Linked DNA regions of Homo sapiens: all the other regions are linked to region 3. A link is a contact called in ENCODE Hi-C or POLR2A ChIA-PET data. All regions are on one chromosome and are shown on one strand. The core of a region is the stretch at or near the end of the contact, and the rest is flanking DNA. Distances in the headings are between cores, read along the strand shown. Region 1 holds the start of ACVRL1 (activin A receptor like type 1). Region 2 holds the start of ANKRD33 (ankyrin repeat domain 33). Region 3 holds the start of ACVR1B (activin A receptor type 1B).

What was found. Hi-C counts contacts between places; a loop is a spot of excess contacts on that map. ChIA-PET counts read pairs that join two places held with the same protein, here RNA polymerase II (POLR2A). Pooled maps may share reads with other maps.
Region 1: a pooled map shows a loop between it and region 3 (2.0-fold over the local background). The contact joins the promoter of ACVRL1 here to the promoter of ACVR1B in region 3. A Hi-C loop is called at or near these places in 2 of 168 maps with a recorded cell type or tissue (Caco-2 and motor neuron) and 6 of 50 pooled maps. POLR2A ChIA-PET finds 5 or more read pairs at or near these places in 7 of 52 experiments (IMR-90, K562, OCI-LY7 and 4 more).
Region 2: a pooled map shows a loop between it and region 3 (7-fold over the local background). The contact joins the promoter of ANKRD33 here to the promoter of ACVR1B in region 3. A Hi-C loop is called at or near these places in 4 of 168 maps with a recorded cell type or tissue (Caco-2, astrocyte of the cerebellum, endothelial cell of hepatic sinusoid and 1 more) and 11 of 50 pooled maps. POLR2A ChIA-PET finds 5 or more read pairs at or near these places in 4 of 52 experiments (WTC11, activated CD8-positive, alpha-beta memory T cell and endothelial cell of umbilical vein).

Annotation. Positions count from the first base shown.
Region 1 is chr12:51,905,797-51,909,628 of GRCh38, reverse strand. ACVRL1 (activin A receptor like type 1) reads right to left here and starts at 2,125. Exons shown (of 10, transcript NM_000020.3): 1 at 1,934-2,125. RefSeq lists an enhancer at 1,456-1,964.
Region 2 is chr12:51,885,704-51,889,482 of GRCh38, reverse strand. ANKRD33 (ankyrin repeat domain 33) reads right to left here and starts at 1,380. Exons shown (of 5, transcript NM_182608.4): 1 at 1,152-1,380; 2 at 665-915; 3 at 287-416; 4 at 1-111. The coding sequence starts at 1,296.
Region 3 is chr12:51,949,255-51,953,104 of GRCh38, reverse strand. It overlaps ACVR1B (activin A receptor type 1B), which reads right to left and starts at 1,406. Exons shown (of 9, transcript NM_004302.5): 1 at 1,271-1,406. The coding sequence starts at 1,361. RefSeq lists silencers at 1,412-1,461, 1,492-1,551 and an enhancer at 1,009-1,628.

The sequences.
Region 1 (3,832 bases), core at 876-3,375, 44 kb after region 3:
AGTCCCTCAAAGGAAGAAAAAGACATGGGTCTCGGTGGACGTGTACAAATTGCCCACTACTGTTGTTATTAACGGGTGCCCTACTCAGATTTGTTTAAATGAAGACAGCGTTTTTGTTTGTTTTTAATTTTTTTTGAGACAGGGTCTTGCTCAGTCGCCCAGGCTGGAGTGCAGTGGTGCAATCATAGCTCACTGTAGCCTTGAACTCCTGGGCTCAAGTGATCCTCCCACCTCAGCCTCCCAAGTCCCAAGGGACTACAGGGGTGCAGCACCATGCCCAGTTTTATTTTTAGTAGAGATAGGGTCTCACTATGTTGACCCAGGCAACAAAGGTGGTGTTGCTGCCCAGAAATCATCTGTTTGCCATAGGCTTAGTCAAAGTCTGAGCCTCAGGTGGGGAGAGCCAGAGTAGTGGTATGCCCGAAAGGTGCTTATCAATGTTTTTCTCCCTAGCACACCTGAAGGATTGATAAAACCTACTCCCATCAACGGCAGTGGCTCAGCACAGCAGTGATCTTCACAGGGCTGGAGAAGCGCCATATCAAGCACAACCTTCTGGACTCACTCTGCACTTCAGTAGGCCTTACCCCAACAGCAGAGGAGCAGACCCAGCTGTTCATATTGGGTTGCCCTTACGATTCATCCATGTGATTTATTAGCCCTTCACAGCGGGGTGATGCAGTGGAACATCCAGGTGATGCCTGGATTTTCAGGTCTCAGGCAGACCATGGAGGCAGCACAGTGTAGCACAGAGGTTAGGGTGTGGGCTCTGGAGCATGGAGACCTGGGTTCAAATCCTGCCTTTGCCACTTAGAGGTATGAAATTTGAGACGTTACTTAAACTTTCTGAGGCTTAGGCTTCCCATCATATGTAAAGTGGGAATAATAATAGTGTTATCTCATAGGTAAAATGTAGTACAATTATTTAGCAGAGTATAAGTAGTACACAGTAAGCACTGAAATGTTATCAAGACCCCAACCATGCCATTCACCCCACCATCCAAGGAGTTTTGGACAAGTCCCATATTCATGTCTGTTTCCTTTTCTGTAGGAAGGGGATAGTAACCCCTCTTCCACTAGGTTGCGGCCAGGATTACATGAGAAAAAATATATATATCTAAGTGTCTACATAGTTAGTACTCAATCAATGGTAGCTATTTCTAACAAACCAATGAAATGGGGGGACAGGTGAGAGGACAGGTATTAGGACAGACCCTGACTCAGCCAGAAGCTGGCCATACATAGAGAGAGTGAGAGCAACTGTCCATTATGCCCCTGTCCTTGGAGAAGGAAAGAGGAGCTGGGGCAGCCAGCCCAGCCATGGGTTTCACAGCACTGGCCTCCATGGAAAAATCTGGGGTCCCAGCCTGGGGGGAGACTGGGATCCCCTTTGGCCTGGATCCTGAAGGAAGGTCGTGGCAAGGAGGTGACTGACCATGCGCGCCTAGGGTGAGACTCCTAGGTTGGAGTGATAGTGTCAGATTCCTCAAGCAACAGCTGGAAGGACTGATCTGGGAAAGGTGAGCTCTGCTGGGAGGCTCAACAGCTGTGGAAGTAGGCATTCACTCCAGGTCCACCCAGCGGCCTGGAGGACGTGTGATCCCTTCTATGTGAGTAGAGCAAGACAGGAATCCCACTGCCCATTTTATGAAGAGGGTAGGAGAACAGAGAAGTGAAGTCACTGACCCCAGGTCACCCGACTAGAACCAAGTTTCTGATTTCCAGTCCAGTCTCGTCCATTCCCCTCCAAGTCTCAGGTAGGGTCATGGGAGCTGTGCGTGGTCAGCCAGGAGCAGCTTGCCTTTCTAATGAGCTGGGACTGAGCCTCCCGCGACCACTCTGCGGTGACTCTGGGGTCCGCCCGAAGGAAGGGCCCACTGAAGCGGGGGTCAGGCCGCCCGCCACCCGGTCCCGTCCGCGGACCTCGACTCACCTCTGGGCCCGCTCTGCGGGTGGCGGGGCGCTAGCCTTCGGCGGACCGGGGCCACCTCCCCTCCACCGCGCGGCCGCAGTTGCACCGCCAGCGCTGGACGGCGGGCTGGGGTCCGGGCGCGGCCCCGGACCGGGCTGGAGCCGGGGAGGGGCTCGCTCGGCGCAGCTGGCGCGGCAGCCTCCCGGGACTGGGATGGGGGCTGGAGCAAAAATGTTTCTTATTCCAGCGTCTTCCTGCCTGGCCCAGCTCCACCACTCCCTCCTAATAAACCGTTTCCTTATTGCCCAGCTCGCCGACTGGCCGCCGCTCGCCCCTCGCTGGGGCTGCAGGACCGGGACCCACCCCCGCGCCGCTCCCAGCCCCTCAGGGCGGCCTCCCCTCCCAGCCGCCCGCAGCTCCCGGGTCGCTGGCCCGCACCCGGGCCGGGCCTCCCACATCCGCCTCCCCGAGGGGGCGGGCCTTGGACTCAGGCCGTGGGGGTCCTGTGGGGGTCCCATAGGGGTCCCGTGGGGTCCGGACCCACAGCCGTGGGAGACAGAGCCGAGACTGTAGGCAACGTCTGGCGGCCGGAGTAGTGGGTGGGGGTAGAGGGGGATCGGCTGGCAGCAGCGGAGGGGCCGCCTGGAATCGGGGCGCCGGGAAGGGGCCACCGAGGAAGGGACAGGCGGGGGTGGGACGGGGAGGGACACTACCTATCCTTACCCCACCCTCAGCCCGGGGGTCCTCGGTCTAGGAGGCTTGCAGCAATGAGGGCAGAGTTTGGGGCTAGCAAAATCCAGATGCGTTTTGACTCCGCCCTCGGGAACTCCCGACTTGGCCCAAATCCTTCAGTCCCCTCCCTCGGGCCCCTTCGTCCCCCATTTGTCCCCTCCTGTCTTCAGCAGCCTCTCCCGATCCGCACTCAGCACAGGGGTATACAGGCCCAGAGGACGGCCTTGGGTTAGCCCTGAGGATGGTTTGAGCCCTTCCTGGCCGTTGTGCAGCTGGGTGACAAAGACACCCCCGCCCCGCCAGGGACAGTCAGGATGGAGGGACACGCTGGGAGCAGCCTTGGACCTTCCCCTTCCAGGCAGGGCCCCCACCCCAGCAAATGGAGCTTTAGATAGAGGTGGGGAATGGAGCCTCCCTGGAACTCTGCTGACACAAGGCAGCTGGGGAGGGAAGCAGAATGGCTTCATACCGGCAGGGGAGGGGGACACAGACTCTTCCTGATGCTCCTGCACAGGCTGGGAGCACTGACCTCACTGCCCTGCTTTGCTCCAACCATCTAAGTACCTGCAGGACTCTGGTCTTAGTCCTAGCCTCCTGGTTATCCACAGAGACTCTGAAGTCAAACTACCTACTAGGAATGCAGGCTGGTTGTGTTACCGTAGGCTAGTGACACCTCTCCATGCTTCAGTCCCCCATCTGCTAAATAGGCATAGTAAACCGTGCCAGCCTCATAGGGTGGTTGTGAGAATAGACGGAAATGATGCTTATCTCAGCTCATAGCAAAGATGCTGGCTGGCTGAGCCTGACTCAGAGGAGGCCCTCAATGAAGGCGTTCGTTAATTAAATGAATAAATGAAAAGGCTGGGGAGGGGGTGGCCTCAGAGACACTTGGAAAGACGTGGGTATTAGAAGCAGGAGTAGACCTCTAAGGTGTCTTACTCTAATATGGGGATTCTACAAGATGAGCCAGGGACCCCTCCTCCTGCCCCGCCCCACCTTTTGACAGGAATAGAGGCTGGGGGAGATAATGGCTAAAAGCTCAGACAGGCATCAATTATTGACTGACCTCACTTCCTCTGCTGAAACCCTCCCCATCCCCCACCCCACAGCTGCTTCACAAGTTGTGAGCGTTGTGAATTCCCAGAACCCTGACACACCCAAATTTCAGTGTCAGGACAGAACTGTGTC
Region 2 (3,779 bases), core at 131-2,630, 64 kb after region 3:
AGCGGTTCCGCATGGCAGCCTTCATTAACGCCGTGAGCCCCCGCTGGTCCCGGCGTTCCAGGTCCAGGCCCACATAGTAGTTGAGCAGGAGACTCACTAGAGGCACGTGGCCTGCAGGGCAGCAAGGGTAAGCTTGGTCCCCAGGAAAGGGGGTGATGAAGCTCCCAAACCGCCCTCCACCCAGCATGACAGAGTCTGGTGTAGAACACCGTGCAACAAGGGTGGGGCTGAGGCCCTGTCTGCATCAAAAGGGGGCTGTCGGAAGTGGGGTGCAGCAGCCTCACACCTGCTTGGGCAGCCAACATGAGGGCCGTGTCCCCTCCTTTGTCCTGCTGGTTCACATCAAGGAAAGGACAGTGGCTGAGCAGGGCCACAACACTCTGGAAGCCGTGGTAGCATGCGACCATGAGGCCTGTCTGAGGGAGGGGCAGCTCAGATCCCCTGCTTTCCCCCTGGGCCACTCCAGGGCCCCTTGCACCCTCTAAACCCATATCTGTCCCAGAGCCTGCCCCAAACCCCGTGAAGACCCGCCCTTAACCATTCCCTTCCTCCTTAGGACTGCAGGAGGTATTGCCCCTGAACCCCTCTCAGGGAGCCAGGCCAGGACGGTGTGGTGGGGATGCAAAGATGCCCCCAGCTGTTCTGGGAAGCCAGGACATCTCACCCTCCCATTGCTGTCCACCTGGGTGGCCTCCTCTGGGGAGACCCCACCATCCAGTATGGCTTGGAGCTGGGTGGGATCATTGTGGACACAGGCCCAATACAGGGCCCCCAGCCTGCAGCCTGGGGTGGGGGTCTCCTTGCCCGGGCAGGGCAGTGCCTCAGACATGTCCAGCCGTCTCCTGTGCAATGCCAGCTCTTCCTCTTCCAGGCAGGGAACCAGAAGGTGAGTCCCTTTTCTCATGCAGCTGGCATCTAAAACACAGAATGGAGAGGAGTAGTGAGTGTCTCCCTGGATCCTAGGGAGGGGACCCAGCAGCTGCGAAGTGCACAGCCCTTGCCCCAGGGAAAACATTTATCCCAGCAGGGGTCTCGCCCCATCCACCCTGAGAAAGGACAAGCGCTGGGTCAGGAGCCCTAAGCAAGCAGGGTTCACTCTAGGTCAGCACCCCAGTGAGACTCACGGAGAGAGGGTCGTCGTTTTTTCTTACTTGGGGTTCGTAGGGTATCTATGAGGCAGTCAACGCGGGGCACAGCCCAGGCTCCGCGGAGCACAATCACTGGGTCTCCGAATGCCTCCAGGTGGACTATCCCTCCCCAGGAAGCAACGCAGGTAACAGATGGCTGGACTTTCATAAAGAGCTGCTGCAAACACCTCGGGGCTGAGCCGGATCAAGCAGCTGGGACTGGGGCCCCATGCGGGGCGGGTGGTCACGTCTCAGGAGCGGACTCAGACCAGCCCCAAGATCCTCCGGGTGGGCGGGGCCTGAGCCGGGCAGCTCCTCCCCGCCGGGGCGGGCTCACAAAGACGACTCCTCCTGACGGACGCGCCCACTCTCAGCCTTGGGGACGCCGGCGGAGATGCTGCCTCGTGGGGTCTTGGCCCAACTTTTTAGGCCCAGCCTAAAGCCCCTCCTAATTGGGTGGAGCGCGACTTGCTGAAGGGGTGGTTGCGGGAGAGGGGGTGAGTGAATGCAGGTATCTCATTAAATAGGGTTGGTACTCTCAGAATGACCCTGGGGTGGGGTCTCCAGGGGGGTCACCTGAACTTATTTTTTGAGGTTCTGGGGAAATAAAAACATAATTGTCAAATTATGAGTATAGAGCTGGGCCCGGTGGCTCACGTCTGTTATCCCAGCGACTCAGGAGGCTGAGGTGGGAGGATCGCTTGAGCCCGGGAGGTCGAGGCTGCAATGAACCGATGTCGCGCCACTGAACTCTAGCCTGGGCAACAGAGGGAGACCTCCTTTTAAAAAAAAATTGTGGCCAGGCGGGGTGGCTCACGCCTGTAATCCCAGCACTTTGAGATTCCAAGACGGGTGGATTATCTGAGGTCAGGAGTTCAAGAACAGCCTGGCTAACATGGCAAAACCCTGTCTCTACTAAAAATACAAAAATTAGCTGGGCTTGGTGGTGGGCGCCTGTAATCCCAGCTACTCAGGAGGCTGAGGCAGGAGAATCACTTGAACCCGGGAGGCAGAGGTTGCAGTAAGCCGGGATCGCACCATTGCTCTCCAGCCTAGGCAACAAGAGCGAAACTCCTTCTCAAAAAACAAAACAAACAAACAAACGAAATTGTGAGTACCGACATTATGTGTCTAGTGCAGGTGGGCAGTCGGGGCACAAAGTGCGGCAGGCAGTAGTGAGGGAGGGATTGGCCAGAAATTATGATGTATGAAATTTAATAGATTAGTTTCAGTGTGATAAATTAAATATGAAATATTTAAATTAAATGATCTGTTAATATAATGATAAATTGTTATCAAAATATTCTTTAATATTTATATTACATATTAAGCTTGATGGATTGGTCTTGGTCCACAGATGTAGAAAATGGAGCCAATGATATTCCCCCATTGGTATCACTCCCATCATCAGACTGTACAAGACCTCTCTCTTGTTTTGTTTTACTTTCTTTAGTTTCTCTCTTTCACCCTTAATCCCCACATCCCATTCTCCTCCACCCTTTACCAACTGGCACTTGTATATCCTTGAAAATGTACATTTCATTGAAAAAGATAGTACTGATTTGTGTGTTTTTATTTTATTTTTTTCTTTTTAGAAACAGGGTCTTACTCTGTCACCTGGGCTGGAGTGGAGTGGCATGATCATAGCTTACTGCAGCCTCAAACTCCTGGGCTTAAGTGATTCTCCCACCTCAGCCTCCCGAGAAGCTACGAGCTTCTCGGAGGCACACAGGTGTGTGCCACCGCGCCTGTCTAACTTTTTTATGTAGAGATGGGGATCTCACTTTGTTGCCCAGGCTGGTCTCAAACTCCTGGCATCAAGTGATCCTCCTGTCTTGGCATCCCACAGTGCTGGGATTGCAGGCATGAGCCTCCATGCTCTGCTTGTATGTGTTTTTAACTAACATGTTATGAATTGTGCTATAGAACTTATTCTGTTAGTTTTTTCTTTTTCACTTAAGCTCCATCCTTATTGCTTTAGGTGCAGTGTATCAGTTGGATGTGCATTTGGTTTTTAGTAACCAAAAAGCTGAATGGTATGTTGTCCATAATAGACGGGCTCCTCAACATTAATCTAAAACTGCTTTCAGTGTTTCTTCTGCGCTGCAGAAGTTGGAAAGCTAAAACAACCCTTCCCAGATTCCCTTGAGCTATGACTCTGTGGTTTGCGTCCTGCTCTTGTGCAAGATATAAATTTGGAACAGAGCTACGTAGCATGGGACATCCGTTTTGCTGTCACAGGTCATGGCAGCAGCAGCAAGGCTCTGGTGAGCAGCTTCCTGATTCATCAGCTTCCTGTAGTAGTGACTGTTGTTTTCTCAATCACAGGCAGAGGTCATGTGACTCTCAAAGCTGGGGGTTGTTCCTGGACCTAAGCCTGCTTCTCCATCCCTTTCTGTTTAAACTGATCAGATTTCTTTCTTTCTTTCTTTCTTTCTTTCTTTTTTTTTTTTTTTTGAGACAGAGTTTCACTCTTGTTGCCCAGGCTGGAGTGCAATGGCGCGATCTCGGCTCACCACAACCTCCGCTTCACGGGTTCAAGTGATTCTCCTGCCTCAGCCTCCCCAGTAGCTGGGATTACAAGTATGTGCCACCACCCCGGCTAATTTTGTATTTTTAGTAGAGACGGGGTTTCTCCATGTTGGTCAGGCA
Region 3 (3,850 bases), core at 157-2,656:
GATCATCTCTCCCAGATCCATCTGTGGGTCAATAATCGCTTCAATATAACTGCCAAATATAACCTTCATCTGCTACCCCAAGGCCAAAACACATTCGCCAAGACTCTCTTAAATGAAATATTTTAGGGTTTCATCTGCTCTTCTCAGCCCCCAAAGCCTCAAAAACAACACAGCCAGCGAAGTGTCCCGCAAAAAGGTACCCGCTTCTACAGAGAGGAGAGTGGGGGGGTGGTATAAGGCGAGCCGCAGACTGTGGGGATTGGGAGGTAAGGGGTGTGTGAGGGTGGGCGGGCTGGGAAGAGGCATCGTGTAGGAAGGTAAATAAGTACTGACCAAGGGCCGGGAATACAGTCCAGTGGTGGGATCTTTAAATAATCTTGGGGGTTTGGAGACAGGTTCCAGGATTTCACCTGAAAGGCATCCACAAAGTGATTAACTGAATGGGCCCCCCGGGGTAGGGTGGGGGAGGCGAGGAGGAAAGCAAATACACCTAGATTCACATCAACCCTTGGGGAACTCGGTTCCATAGGGTTAGGGATTCCAAAGCCAGGCTCCAAAAAGGTTTAGGGGCCTGTTCGTCCCACTTCCTCCAAATAGCCTCCACGGGGCATGAGTGCCGGAGGGCGGAGGGGGGATTGCCCCACTGAACTCAAGGGATTGAGTGAAGGGGAAATGTGACTCCCTTTCCCAGAACATTAGGGAGGCAGTGGAGGGAGGGGAAGAAACACGCCAAGTGCAGGACCTGAAGGAAAGGTTAGAGACCCCTTCCCCTACAGTCTGAGGTGCGCGGACTCTCAACATCAGGTTCCCTCGGAGAGGCTAAGACCCCACCGCCCGAACCCCACAGTCTTGGCGGGAGAAAGACGCCCCCCAGGAGCACCTGGAGGGAGGGAAGAAAGCCCCCCGCCCCTGGACACGGTGAAGGGCAGAAACCACGGACCTCCAAATCTTGGAGCTGGAGGCTCAGACTCCCCTCTCTGGAACACGAGGGCGCTGGGAGCGCGACCCCTGAGAACTGCCCGAATCCAGTTCCGCCTGGAACAGGGCTCGGGTCCCCAGGGGCCCGGCGTGAGCTCCGTCGCCGCCGGGCGGCTGCGCCTCGGAGATCGGGGAAGCTGACTGGGGGTCACCCCGACTCCTCTGCGCCCCCCACCCGGCCATATTGTGCTCGTGGGGAGGGGGCGCGCTGTAGTCCAGCGGCCGCGGCTCGAGGCCTCGCCCTTGCCGGGCCCTCTCCATCCCGGCCCCCGCCCCCCGTCCCAGGACTCACCCTGGACCCCCCGGGGCCCGGACCCGCCGCTGCCGGCGAGCAGGAGGACAACAAGGGGGAAGAAGGAGGAGGCTCCGGCCGACTCCGCCATAGTAACCACCGCCGCCGCCGCCGCCGCCGCAGCCCAGCAGCGCCCAGCGCGCGCGCGCGCGCCCCCGGCGCCTCCCCTCCTCCCGCGGCCCGGCTCCCGCCTCCCTCTCCTCCGCCCGGCGCCTGCACGTGCGCTCCCGGCGGAGCCGGCGCCGCGGCCGCCGCGCGCGCCCCCGAAGGGCGGGGCCGGGGCGCGCGCGGGCGCCCGCCTTAAAGGGGAGTGTCCCTGTTAAAGGGGTGGGCGGGGCTCACGCCTCGGCCAACTTCGCGGATCGGTGCCGAGCCCGGCGCGGAGGAGGCCGGAGCCGAACGTGCAGTCTCCTCCCTCTCCTGCACCCCACGCAGTGCAGAATTATCTTATCAGAGTCGATCCCCCGCCCCCGTCGAATATTCTACGAATCCCGTGCGTGTTCCAGTTCCTCCATCCCTGCGCCTAGCCTCAAGCCCCCAGCGCGTCCCCTGGGATCATCGCCGCGGTCTCCTAACTGGTTTCCCTGCCTCGCCTCGCCCCCTGCCATCCTCTGGACGCGGCAGCCTGTGTGATGGAATCGCGGCACGCGCCTTTTCAGAACATAGCAAAGCTCTTTATTGATGACAGTATGGGTGAGGGTGCCGTGTGAGGCACTCTGATTGGGCTGGTAGGTAGAACCCTTTTGGTAAACAATTGGCATTATGCATCAAATGCCTTAAAATCTTCATATCCATTTACCCAGTATTGTCCCCTGTCCTCAAGAAATAATAAGAGGACAGATGTTTATGAAAAATGTTAACTGTATATTTATCATTGTAAAAAAGGTAGAAACTAAGTAGACAATAATAGAAAATGTTAAATTATGGCCCATCCATATGATGGAACATTATTTAGTAATTTAAAATCCTGTTTACAAAAACTATTGACATGAGAAAATGCTTACAAGATAATGTTAAATTAAAAAAGCAAAATGCAACACTGTTTACAGTATTATTCAAATTGTACTGATAATATGTGTTTATAGGAAAAAAAGACTGGAAGGATATTTACCCAATAGTAACAGTAGTTATTGCCATAATTTTTTTACTTTTAACATTTCAATAATTTCTAAATATTTTTCAAATAAATGTTACTTTCAAATCTAGAAGAAATGCTTAAGAAAGTAAACAAATCACTCCGTATCTTTCTGAAAAGAGGTCAGTTTCTTTAGCTTGAGAAAGAACTTGATATAAAGGAAAGGGCAGAATTTTTGCAGCCAGAGAATTCTGGATCTGAATTCTGCTTCCTACTAACTAGCTGTGAAAACTTGGGCAAGGTTTGAACCTCTCTAAGCACAGCTTCACCATCTGAGATCTAGGGGTGGAAAGGATGGCCAAGAGATAGGGAGAACAGTTGCTTAAATGGAATTCTCACCTTCTAAGTTTCACCAACCTGAAGAACTCCCATCGTCATATCCGGAAAAAATAAAGCTGAAGACACACTCGCCAGACACAGTGTACACACAATCACATAAAGTCATGGGGAGGCATTGTCTACAAGTTGGTCAGTGTAGCTGGATGAGTAAATAACTTATTCTCCTCTCCCTCATCTCCCCCAAATAGGCACACCCCACCCAGTCCGTCTAAGTGGTTTCCAATCCATGCTCTATCCACCAAGCTGTGGTGCACACAGTGCTAGGTTACTGTGTTAGTTTCCTACTACCAAACTGGGTAGCTTAAAATACAAATGTATTCTCTCACTGTTCTGGAGGCTAGAAATCTGAAACCATGGTGTTGGCAGGGCCATGTGCTCTCTGAAGGCTCTAGGGAAGAATCCTTCCTTGCCTCTTCTAGCTTCTGGTGGTTCCCAGGATCCTTGGTGTTGTTTGGTTTGCGGAAGCATAACCCCATGTCTTCACATGGTTATCTTCCCTCTGCATCTACATCTCTGTCCACATTCCTCTCTTCTTATAAGGATACCAGTCATTGGATTAGGGCCCACCCTAATCCAGTATGAGTGCAAATGATCTTAATTGGTTACATCTGCTGCTAAGATCCTCGTTCCAAGTAAGATTACATTCGCAGGTTCCTGGTAGACACGAATTTTGGGTGGACACTATTCAACCCAGTACAGTCACCAACCCCTGCAGTTAAGAAGGGAAAGCCAACCCCTCAGGAGCACATATCTGAAGCCAGGGGGGAGGGAGGTATCTTTCCTTATTTCTTGCTAAGTGCTGCCACTGTGGCTTCGAGGCCAGGGGTCCCAGAGGGGACCTGTGGTTGCTTCACTCCTAGACAGTAAAGTCAGCCACACAGCTAAATATACAGATCAGGGAACCAGAATGCTGGCTCCACAGACCAAATGCCACCTCCGTCAGCTCCATCAGCTCACTTGACAGCATTGAACTTTGGGCAAGATACTTTACCTCCCTAAACCTCAATTTACTCATCTTGTAAAATGGAGCTAATAATAGTTCTATGTCATACAGATATTGTTAGTATTGATAAAATATGGTAAAGCATTTAGCATAATCTCTGACA